Regions from separate parts of the Homo sapiens genome. Here region 2 is linked to region 1. A link is a contact called in ENCODE Hi-C or POLR2A ChIA-PET data. All regions are on one chromosome and are shown on one strand. The core of a region is the stretch at or near the end of the contact, and the rest is flanking DNA. Distances in the headings are between cores, read along the strand shown. Region 1 overlaps LINC01479 (long intergenic non-protein coding RNA 1479). Region 2 has its middle 52 kb from the start of IFNG-AS1.

Region 1 (6,041 bases), core at 1,683-4,182:
CCCCTTTCTCCTGATCCACGTGGGGCTTAGATCAAGCTGATCCATCCGGCACATTGAATATTTAAGAACATGGATGCTACAGTTAGACAGTCCTGGATTCAAATTTCTGCTCTACCAATTATCGACTGTGACATTCTGCAGTCCCTTAACCTCTAAATGCTCATCTCTTTCTCTGGAAAAATGAGGTTTCCATAGCACCTCCTTCATTTCTAGTTTATGGATTTTTACTAAGATAAATGCAGGAAAAACGCCTGGGATATTATGGTGTGCAGTAAGTACTGAAGAAATGGAAGCTTAAACAAAAGTATAAAGTACGAATAACATTTCAGATACTCAAAGCCATTTCCAGACTAAAGTGAGCTGCAGAGAAAGAAATAGCCTAAAGTGTGCTTTTATCATTAATAATGTTTTGACCGTTTGTTACCCTGATGTTTTTTGGCCACCTGATAAAGCCCTGTGAGGATGGTATGTGGGAGGATTATGGCCTATAGAAATGGAATAATCTTCTTGTATTCTTGCTATTTTCATCCTGTCTACAATTCATGAGCCATTTATTCAACTTTCATTTGTTCATCCAAAAATATTTTGCACAATGTACCGCACTGCACCACAGTAGGCACCTGGGCTCAGTGAGGTGAGATGGGATTTACAGGTTATGTTAAGAAGCTGGATTTTTGGCCGGGCGCGGTGGCTCACGCCTGTAATCCCAGCACTTTGGGAGGCCGAGGCAGGTGGATCACGAGGTCTGGAGTTTGAGACCATCCTGGCCAACATGGTGAAACCCCATCTCTACTAAAAATACAAAAAATGAGCTGGGTGTGATGGCACATGCCCGTAGTCCCAGCTACTCAGGAGGCTGAGGCAGGAGAATTGCTTGAACCCAGGAGGTGGAGGTTGCAGTAAGCCCAGATCGCGCCACTGCACTCCAGCCTAGTGACAGAGCGAGACTCCGTCTCACAAAAAAAAAAAAAAAGCTAGATTTTTTTTTCTGCAGGTAATGTGGAGGCATCAAAGAAACTCGATTATGGAAAGATCTTTATATTGCATATCTGCATGTTGATAAGACCACTCTGGGGACAATGTGGATAATGGGCTTGTAGGGGAAGTGACCAGTGACAGGCAGACAACTAGATCTCATGTGAGAGCGTATGTTGTGCTAGTTTATGTCTTTGAGGCTTTGTGCTACCCAGAATGCCCTTCCCATGCTCCTTCCTCAGCCCCTCCTCCTCCAGGAAGCCTTCCCACACTCGTTCACAAACTGTAAATCCAGTGGCATTACTCTGTGCTCCCAGAACTCTGTGCTTACCCCCATCTTAGCACTTACTAAAACATACCAAAATGAAGTAAAGTCTTCCTTGTATTTTCCACCAGATTTTAAGTAGTTTGAGGCCAGGACATACATCTTCTTCATTGTATCCCCAAAGCCCACTTCAGTGCACAGTGCATACTAGATGCTCAGTTAACATTTAATTAACAATTAAATAGGCTGGGCTAGTAGTCAAAGACTACACAGCGTGACTCCACCCATGAAAGTCATAGTTTAACAGAAGAAAAACAGACATGACAATATATTATTACAATGCAATGGGATGGTAGAAATCTATATAAATGTCTGTACAAATACAATAAAACATAATGGCTAACTGGGTAGGGGAGAAAAATAGGGAGAATGATGGTCCAGTGCCATGTCTGCACCCTGGAGCAGTGGAGCCCACTGGGACCTCTGGCCTCAGAATCAGGGCTAGTCTGTATAACATCATCTGTGGATTCCAACTCCAAGGAGCAAGTCACTCCTTATGTTTCAGTTAGTTTCAGTGGACCCGGAGCCTGCAAGGGTCTCAACTTGTAGGGTGTGAACCCCACTGTTGGCAAAGGGGCTGGACCACAGCAGGGAAAGACCGCTGCTTAATTGGCTGTGCCAGCGTCATGTTTACAGTTGAGGGCTCACTTGTCTGCATTCTTAAAAATCTGTTTTAGAATTCAGTCCTTTAGCATTGTTCATGTTCTCTGTATTTTCTCAAAAATGTATAACAGCACTTTCTTTTGTGATTCCCTCTGAACCCTTGGTTGGAATTTGCCTAGAATCAGCACCTTCAACTCATTTAAAATTGTCACGTGACTCACATTGTCTTCTAGTATTTTTGTTATATTTTGATTTTTAATTTAACGTGTTAATTACTATGTTTATTTTGCTTTGTTACTTTGGTTGATTTTTTTTTTGACAGCACGTACTGCAGATAGCAAATCATCAGCTTATTTTTAGAGCAATGCCAACTCAGTAATGACTCCATCCGAATAGATCCATTTAGTGGGAAAAACAAATTGATATAAAAAGATGCATAGACAGGGATGAAAGAACAGGAATTGCAAAGTGAGAAAGGCATTTTATAATTTATGACAATGAGAACTATCTTTTGTTTAAAAACATTTAAATTTGGATCTATCTTGGATTTCAAAATCATCAAAACATGTTTATTCTGCCCTTTCAAATACAAGTGGAAAAGAGAGAAACAAAATATGAATTGAGCCTTTGTTTGGACTGCCCCTGGTTCTCATTCCTTCTCTGCTTCAAGGTGGTCTTACCTTTCTTTCCATTTCTTGATATGAACACAGCCAAATAAATACATAAAAATAGAAGCCTTCATTGCTGATCTTGTCTCTTCTGTGATTCCAACCTATTCCCTCAATCACCTCCTTCCCTCTCTCCCTTGTTCTTCTCTTTCTCACTTCCTCTCTCTAATTAGTTGTTTTTCAGGCCAAACTGGGCATGGGTTTGCTTTAGTATCATTGGGATGAAATGGGTTGAAAAGAGAACTTGGAATAATGAGGGCTGTCTTGGGCTAAAGCATGACAATAACAGAGGCACACACTCCACTGTATTAAAATAGCACTTGGTTCCGATCTCGGTCACTAGGTGTCGCTAAGTAATCTAATTAAATACCTGGTTTATGACCAACAAATTTGAGTAGACATTGAGCTGAGTGAGGCAGAAATAAAAATTAAGGACATGTGGCCTACATAAAATCCCGTTATCCACAACAGCTATTTTAGAACAGCAGGATTAGTACCTGGAATATGAATTGGAAAGTTCATGAATTAAAAAGAACCTACGAAAGTGCTTAGCCTTTATTGGGGAAAATGAATAAATCCTTTCTATTTTATGTGCCCTTCCTTTTCTTCCTCTCCTATTAAATTGGACATCCTGCTGCCTGCATTTTCATGAGCATAACTGGATTTTATGTGGTCTAAATGTACTGGCTGGGCTGTTTGCATCTAATCCTTCCTCAGTTCATATATTTTCTTGTTAAACTTTTTTTAGAGCCTGTTTTAACCTGAACTACCTGAAAAGCAAGCTGGATGAACATAATGCCTATTCTTAGTGGAATATCTTTGAGTGAACTCCTACTCCTATGCATCCTTCAAGGCAGATCAAATGTTTTCTAGTCTGTCAAACGTGACCGCAGGCAGTTCTTTTTGCCTTGTTCCCAGAACACAGCTGCATCTTCTTCCATGTGCCATTTTTTTTGCCTTACATGGTAATTAATGGTTCATGTATCTGTCTTCGCCACATACTGTGAGCTCCCTAAGGACAGGGACAAGTTGAGGAAAGTGACTGCTCAACATTTGCTACTGTTGCTACTTATAGCTCTTCTAGTGGTGTAGCCTATAGTAAATTCAGCACACAATTACCAGTTTCCCTAAGCATTTCAGTAGAATCTTCTCATGTCATTTCAGCAGGAGTTAAACTGGTTGTGTGTGTTTTGTGGTTTATAATATTGTGTGCTTAGAAAGCAAAATTAAGGGCTCACTAAATTGATGTGGAAAGAGATTTTATGTTGTGTGTGTGTATGTGTTTGGATGGGGTCTTCAAATGTTTGTTAAAGGAGTTGTTTATTCATCCATTGCCAATCCTTTTAAAAACAGTTACACAGCAGAGAAGGGGGATTGTATTTAGAGGAGACGCTAAATCAACACCTAAATTAAGGGTAAGCTTTTAGGCAAATTACTGTGTTTTTCTTTCCTGAGAGAAATAACTGGAGATTAGGAAACATCTTTTCTTAAAGAGTTTAATGTACTTCCAAATTCAAACAAATATTTAAAATGTTACAGTAATTTCATCTAAATCTTCTGTGTGTGTCCATAATTTTCTAAAATAAGTGGTAAATCACTTTAGGAAACCTATAACAGAGTGAAAATCAGCACACATTATTCGGGTTTACTGTGTGCGTGATGCTTTGTTGAAGGAGGGAGGAGATAGAAACATGTCTGTCCCGCAAGAAGTTCACAATTGGTGTGGCCACGGATAAAACATGTAAATACAATTTGCTACTAGCCAGGAACCAAAAAGAAGACTTGAGTTCCACAAAGGACGATGAGATTTACAAGGAGTTTTCCCAGAGGCATGACGTTTGAACTAGCATTTTACCATCTTTGCAGACAGGAATCTTCATAGTTTCTACTTACTTTATGGTTTAGCTAAATTGAAGCACTAAAGGATTCACGCAATGTTTACCTAGAGTTTAAAAAACCTTGATTTTAACATTTTTATTAACGGATTGGGTGTATGTTTTAATCTAAATGATAAAGCTATTAGAGTAAATCAAGATGACTATTTTCTCTCATATTGACCTGTCCCTAACCTAAGCGGGTTTCAAACTTTGGCATACTTTGAAATTATCAATACACTTGTTAAAATACAGATTCCTCGCCAAACTTAAAGAATCTCAACCTCCTGGGATGGAGAGGCAATGTGCTTTTAAAAAGGGTTCCATGTGAATCTGGTTTAAAACCATTAAGCAATTGGATAAATCAGAGGTAAAATTTGGCCTCTATATATGCTATAGATTATGGATATGCTATAAGTTAGTAACACTATCTTCTGATCTACTAATGAATATTCCCCTTGAGGGGAGATAAGGAAAAGTTATTAAGCACTCTACTGTAATAGGTAATAAGTAATAAGTCGGCTGACCCCCTGCTCATAGCCAGCTTCCCTCAACCCCAGAAAGATCAATTTTTAAAACATGTTTCCTGCAAGACAACTATTTAAGTTATTTCCATTAAAATAAAAAGACATGGTGATTTTCTCACATGTCTGCTTTGAACTGGCTGCTGACAACTCAATTTCCGGGGAAGAAGGGAAGAGCTGGCTCTCTGGTACTGATAATCTCTTTCACCTTCATCCAGCACTCAGCTTCTTCCGGCATTCCTGTATCAGAAAGCAAACACGGGCAACTCTAAACCTTAACACTCACATGCCTCTTAGTTGGTGTCACTGAGTTCCCTTGAGCAGGCATTTGGAGGTGAGACAGCTCTTAAAAGTAATCAAATTGCATAAACCACTCCTTTTGCAAATGGACAGTGGGAATTTAGCCAAGCACAGAGGAGAAAACTTCTGACAAATGTGATCCTATAGCAGGGCTACTTAACTTATGCTTGAGGACAATGTTCGGTATGACCAAGATAAAGCTTGGTAGGACTAATTCCTGCTGACCAAAGAATTAAGAGAGCACCAGGACCTGAGATGAGTCAGTCTAATTCAATCCTGACATGATCCCAGAAACTAATGTCACAACATTTCTGATCCTTAGCTAATAGGGGCATTGTTAACAACATCAGCTGCTCTGTTGTGGTTGTTACTGACTGGCACAAAGTGGATGGATTCGTTTTCCTTTGCTGGGCACCTCAAAACATAACTACTAGTTGCAGAACATTGTTAAGAAAATACTTGTAAGATAGTTTTACAAGTGGATTTGCATATAGTATTTGTTACCAAAAAGCGATGGTACTGTAAATTTTGTTTTTTCAAATTTATATTGGCAATTGTAGTCTCTGAGAACACTTAAATAAATGAAAGCAGGACTTTTACCATTATGCTTTCAAGATTGAGAACCCTGAGTTCAAAAGCTGATACTCTAAAAACACCTAGATTGAATGAACACTTTTCAAAAACCAATAGGAGTAATAAATACAACCTTAAAATTTATCAACTGACTTTTCTTCGAATGAAATTGTTGTTAGAAAAATATAAGCATTTGTAT
Region 2 (6,041 bases), core at 1,234-3,733, 99 kb before region 1:
ATAGATGTACATATTTGGAAGGGTACATTTGCTATTTTGATACATTCATATCATGCATAATGATCAAATCAGGATAATTGGGATATTTTATTTTTAAAGGAATGTTGAAGCAGTAGGCAGGAGCTGGATCATGCCTTGATATAGAGTTTGGACTTGGTGATAAGGCAGTGGGGAGCCGTAAGAGTTCTAGTGCTGTCCTCACACTCACTTCTTTAAGTGTCTCCCAGACCATTTGCTTTTGAAATGTGGCTCATCAGCTTACCACTTTCAACTACTGAAGGAATCATATAAAAGTCTTCCTGGCCGAGGTACAAACTGCTTCATTTTTAATGTCTGCATTTAGAGTATAGTATACCCTGGCCTGATCTCACATCTTTGTCTAATTTCCAGCCTTTGTCTAGGTTACAGCCTTCTTTAACTCAGTGGTCCCCAACCTTTTTGGCGCCAGGGACTGGTTTTCTGGAAGACAATTTTTCCATGGACTGTGCAGTAGGGATGGTTTTAGGATGATTCAAGTGCATTACATTAATTGTGTACTTTATTCTAGTACTACATTGTAATATATAATGAAATAATTATGCAACTTATAATGTAGAATCAGTGGCAGCCCTGAGCTTGGTTTTTTTTTTGTTTGTTTTCTGTTTTTGATGGAGTCTCGCTCCGTCACTCAGGCCAGAGTGCAGCGGCACGATCTCGGCTCACTGCAACCCCTGCCTCCCAGATTCAAGCAATTCTCCTGCCTCAGCCTCCCAAGTAGCTGGGATTACAGATGCCTGCCACCACACTTGGCTAATTTTTGTATTTTTGGTAGAGACGGGGTTTCACCATGTTGGCCAGGCTGGTCTCGAGCTCCTGACCTCAAGTGATCCGCCAGCCTCGGCCTCCCAAAGTGCTGGGATTACAGGCGTGAGCCACTTCGCCCAGCCTCCTGAGCTTGTTTTCCTGCAACTAGATGGTCCCATCTGGGGGTGATGGGAGACAATGACAGATCATCAAGCATTAGATTCTCACTCATCTCCTGAAGCTCATGCCTTTTATATATAAAATACCTACGGGAATTTGGTTAACAAAGGCAGCTAAAATGATGTGAGGACATGAAGTCCAATAGGCAAATATTGGATCAGAACATTATGCCAGAGATGTCCGGAGCTCTCTGGGAGGTGTTGAGAGATGAATGAAGGGTGGGGGATAGGCACTGACAACCCTTGGAGAGCCAGGTGGAGAGGTAGTGATGATTAACTTTAGTTGCTCTCCCACAAGGCTGGGAGAAATTAATGAGCAACAGAATGAATAAGCAAGTTTACTAAAGTTTAGGCAACTTCAATGACTTGAATATGCATAATGTACCACTGCTAAGACATAGTTGAGTAAAGAGGTATGCAACTAAAAATTCCCCAGGCTTCACTAGATTATGTTAGAAAATACATTAATTACAGAATATTCAAATCCTGTGGTTAATTGTCTTCATTCCTGAAACAAAGCCCAAAGTCCTTGCAAAGTTGCCTCCCCACCAGCCTTTTTGGAGCCATCAGGGCATATGCTCAGAGATAAATCTGCTCATATGGCACCTGCTACCTTCCTGGCATGCATCTCTCAGGTGTCGTCTCAGGAGATTGTCCCTCTCCTGCTGGGTGTCACAGACTTGGGGAGCCTGCAGCCAGGCACTGCCACTGAGCCTCACCACTGAGGGGTTTATGAGGCCATCCTGGCTTTAGGGGCTCCAAGTGTCACGTTGACCAAAGCAGTCCATTTTCATCTGTTTTATAAAGGGTCCTGTGTATCTCAATGGAAAAGTATTCAGCCTTCTAAAAGATGTTTGAAGACGATTTCACCAGAGCTTCCATGGAGCCAGGACCCTGCTGTATTTCAGGGAAAAGTGGGCAAGTGTTCATTTTCCAGCTTGATGCAGAACTTTGTTGCCTGGGGAGCAAAGTACCGCTGTTCAAACTCCAAGTCTTACAAAATTGCTTATTAAAATAATTCCTGACATTTTGGCTTCTACATCTTTTCTCCCTAGGTGTCAGGCCTAATCAGTGAAGTAGACTGGAATTAAACACCCCATCTTTTTCTGTCAGAGTTCTCAGTTGTCACCAATTAAAATCTAGTAGTAGCAGAAAAGGAATTTATTAAAGAATATAAGATTTCCCAGGAGGCCGGAAAGCAGGCTGGGAGGCTTCCCAGCCAGCACCAATTCTCAGAGTCACAGTAAAGAACAGACCAGGTGGGAATAACTGCTGACTCCACCAGGCACAGACTCCTGCTGGTACTAGCTCGTGGTGTGACCTTAGCCATCCCTCCCTCTAGTAACTGAATTCACCAGCTGCCATTCTCACCAGAGTGGGCTCTAGGTGGCACTTGTTTCTTTGCAATACATGCTTGTGATTAGAAAACTTGCTGAGGTGCACGTGATTGTCTGGGTCTGTGTCACAGACCAGTGTACTGGCTGCAGAGGAGGTGGGGAATTCTCCAAATATAGGAAGTGTGTTCAATTGTGTTGAGAAGCCCAGACGAGTGATAACATGTTCACTTGAACATCGCTGTCCTCGGGTTCTCTTCCTCTCCTCTATACCTACCCCCAACTACACCCACGCCAAAGCCACAGTACCTTTCCTCCTCATCCACTTAAAGCCAAATATTTCATTAGAATTGAATTATTTGAGGCCTGTCACCACCACCTCACCAAACATGCCCAGACATGACTGAACCTCAGCACTGGAAACACTTAGGCTCAAGCTGAAAGTTTCTTAAGTGCTACACATTAGAAACAACCAACCATTCCTAAACTAGTCCATGAAACCACAGGACACTAAGAAAGGATAGCCCAGATCTAGTAAAGAACACAAACATGTTTTCATGACAGTGATAATAGATCTTCGTTTACACCACCACTGATTTGAAAGGCTATACTGTTTGTTTTGTTTCTTCTTTTATTCTTTATTCAATATTCAACTTAACTATTGAGTGGACCTAAGCACTGTTAATAAAGCAGTAAACAAAGCCCTGCCCATAAAGTGTTAATATTCTAGAGGGAGACGCAGACTATGAACAAGGACTCAAATGCATACACAGTGTAAGTTCAGACAGTGATAAGTACATTAAGGAAAATAAAGGAGGGTTAAGGAATAGACGGTGATGGGACTGATGCTCATTTATATTGAGTGGTCTGGGAAGGTTCAAGCAGATTTGAATCATGGAACAGTGTAATATGAAGAGATTTGGGATCAGAGGTGCCTGAGTTGAAAACATACCCAGGAGCTAAAGTGAGAGGAAGAAGGTCAGAGTGTGGTGGAAAGAAGCCTGAAGATGAAATGAGACAGATAAATAGGGCCAAAATATGGAGGTTCTTGTGGGCCACCATTAGGAGTTTAGCTTTTATTCTAAGCATAATTGAAAGCCATTGGATAGTTCTAAGATGAGCAGTGATGATAGGCTTAGACTTACATTTTTTCAAAGTTCTCACTGGCTGCCCTATAAATAGTAGATTATGGGGTTTTAAATTGGAGATGAGGAACCTCTCAGTAGACTTTGCTGTGATCCAGGTAGAGAAACATGTTGGGTTGGACGAGGGTGGGAGCAGTGGAGATGGTGAGATCAGATCAGGTTTGGGATGTATTTTGCAGCCCAGTCTGTCAGGATTTGCTGATGCTTTGTATGTGAAAATGAGGCAGAAAGAATCCAGTATGAACTTCTAGGAAAGCACTTTGTGACCGATTGTATTTTATGGAAATGACTACAGTATTTCCTGTTAATATAGTTTTCCAGAAACTTGCTACTCCCTCATCAAGAGTTGGAGTCTGTGTCCTATCCCCTTGGAACTAAGAGGGCTTTTGTTAGACTTTTAACTATTAAAATATGGCAGAAGTGATACATGTCTTTTCTGAGTCATTAAAACGTGATCCCACTGCTGCCTGATTTCACTGGGACACTCATGCTGTAACCCAGCTACCATGCTGTGAGGAAGCCCAGGTCGCATGGAAAGGGCCAAGTGGAAAGGCACCCAGGCCCCAGCCCTCAGTATCAGCTATGCTTCCTGCCAACAGTCAAGATTTTCTTGCTAGCTTTTGAGTGAGGTTTATTGGACGTATGCTCTCAGATGCATGACTGGATCCTTCTCATTACTACACTTATTCCAGTCCTTGATTTTTGTCTACAAAGTGATTTGAACTATTAGAAAACGTCCCCAAAGCAGGCTATAAATGGCCCTGAGCTCAGTCTCCATTTTGTATGATTCACAGTGCCCTTCTCCCCGTTTTTCCATCAGACAGGACATCTTTCTCTGAACCTGTCGTCCACTCTGTTCTTATTCCTCTGCTGCCCTCTAGGGGCCATTAGCCACATTGCCCCATTTAGATCCTTTATGCTTGGGGGAAAAAAAAAAAGTTACCATTGATTGACTGGAAGGAACTATTCTAAACACTTCATATATACTTACTCCTTTATTCTTGACAATCCTATAAGGCAGATACTACTATTAGCCTCCTTTTAAAGATGAGACAACAGAGATTAAAAAATTAAGTAATTTGTCTAGGCAAGGTCCTACAATGACAAAGCTGGAATTTGAACCAAGGCAGTCTTGTTCTAGAGTTTATATCTGCATTATCCTCCTTCTCCTTTGGTAGGACAAAGTAGATCTATTGGGCATGCATATGAGACTTGTTTACATCTATACCTTGTAAAAATAAATTTGCTTTTAAACTTAGGTATTTATCTTTTGCCTTGATGACGGCAGCAGGTGCCTAAATGGCCTCCCCAGGCATGAACAGATTCCCCACCAGTTCTGCTCTCCATGCGGTAACCAGAGTGACCTTTTTAAAAAATTGTGAATGAATAAACTAAAGAATACTTTCTCTCATCACCTCTTCTCTATACAGAAAAAAATATAACCAGTCTTACCAAAAAGTTAGATTAGTCAGCTAAGCAAACAGGGTTCGAATATTCTAGCACCCTGAAACCACAGTCTAAAATGGTCTTCTGATGTGTGGTTATAACACTTAATATACAGTGTTTGTCTCTTAGTAACTTTAGGTTTATCTTATTCAGCATCACATTATTTATCCTGTAAGGAAGTAAGCATATCTTCTCTGTTTCATAAGAAGATACCTTACTGTACAAAATGGTACTGTGGCCTAAAGTCACCCAATAAATATGGTGCAGGTTTGGAGTTGTTACTTAGAGTAGAATGCAACTCCTAAAATCTAAATATTTTTCAAAACCTGGATGAGATGTGCAGTGGAACCCTGTAAACACAATCTTTTTTTTGAGACGGAGTCTCGCTCTTTCGCCCAGGCCGGAGTGCAGTGGCGCTATCTCGGCTCACTGCAAGCTCCGCCTCCCGGGTTCACGCCATTCTCCTGCCTTAGCCTCCGGAGTAGCTGGGACTACAGGCGCCCGCCACCGCGCCCGGCTAATTTTTTATGTTTTTAGTTGATACGGGGTTTCACTGTGTTAGCCAGGATGGTCTCGATCTCCTGACCTCGTGATCTGCCCGCCTCGGCCTTCCAAAGTGCTGGGATTACAGGCAGGAGCCACCGCGCCCAGACAACACAATCTTAAACAGAAGCTTTATATGTAAACCACATAAAAGCTGCGCAAGTTGAATAGGAGGCAATAAATGAGGGAGGTGTGTGCTTGGGCCTCTAGAAAGACATAGGAAGCATATTTGAGAAATCTCTAGGGCTTGGCTTCAAAAACATTATTGTAAAGCATGTGTGCATCTAAGGTAACGGCGCTATAACTTGTAATAAAGATGGGAAGGAGAGAAGCTGCCAATCCCAAACTGATGGTCAATATTTGTGGATTCCAACATTCCCAGTTCCTTTATTTATTTCTGGACTATCTAGTTTTCTATGGCTCATCAAATAAAAATCAATATGCCCATATTTACACAAAGCCACCTTCATGCCCTCTTCCAGGAGGAACCAGAGAACTTGAGACTTCCCAGCTACAATTTCCAACCTTGCTCTTCTGGGTTTTCCATTCCATGTTGAGCACTCAGAGATTTTACTAGGTTTAAGCTTTCTTGCCTGGTGGGTGGGAGTAGG

The links. A loop is a pair of places that touch in the nucleus more often than their neighbours do. ChIA-PET counts read pairs that join two places held with the same protein, here RNA polymerase II (POLR2A). Pooled maps may share reads with other maps.
Region 2: a loop to region 1 is called in a map of B cell, with 11 times the contacts of the local background. The contact joins two enhancer-like sites. A Hi-C loop is called at or near these places in 1 of 168 maps with a recorded cell type or tissue (B cell), 1 of 37 single-sample maps with no recorded cell type and 5 of 50 pooled maps. POLR2A ChIA-PET finds 5 or more read pairs at or near these places in 1 of 52 experiments (activated B cell).

What each region holds. Positions count from the first base shown.
Region 1 is chr12:67,940,367-67,946,407 of GRCh38, reverse strand. All of the region lies in intron 2 of LINC01479 (long intergenic non-protein coding RNA 1479), which reads right to left. Among named protein-coding and RNA genes, the nearest start is that of LINC01479, 14 kb to the right of the region's middle. Within about 2 kb of position 2,932, at least 2 of the 41 ENCODE cell types and tissues checked have a DNase peak (open chromatin) inside an H3K27ac peak, as active enhancers do.
Region 2 is chr12:68,038,918-68,044,958 of GRCh38, reverse strand. No RefSeq gene overlaps it. Among named protein-coding and RNA genes, the nearest start is that of IFNG-AS1, 52 kb to the right of the region's middle. RefSeq lists an enhancer at 2,503-2,752. Within about 2 kb of position 2,483, at least 4 of the 41 ENCODE cell types and tissues checked have a DNase peak (open chromatin) inside an H3K27ac peak, as active enhancers do.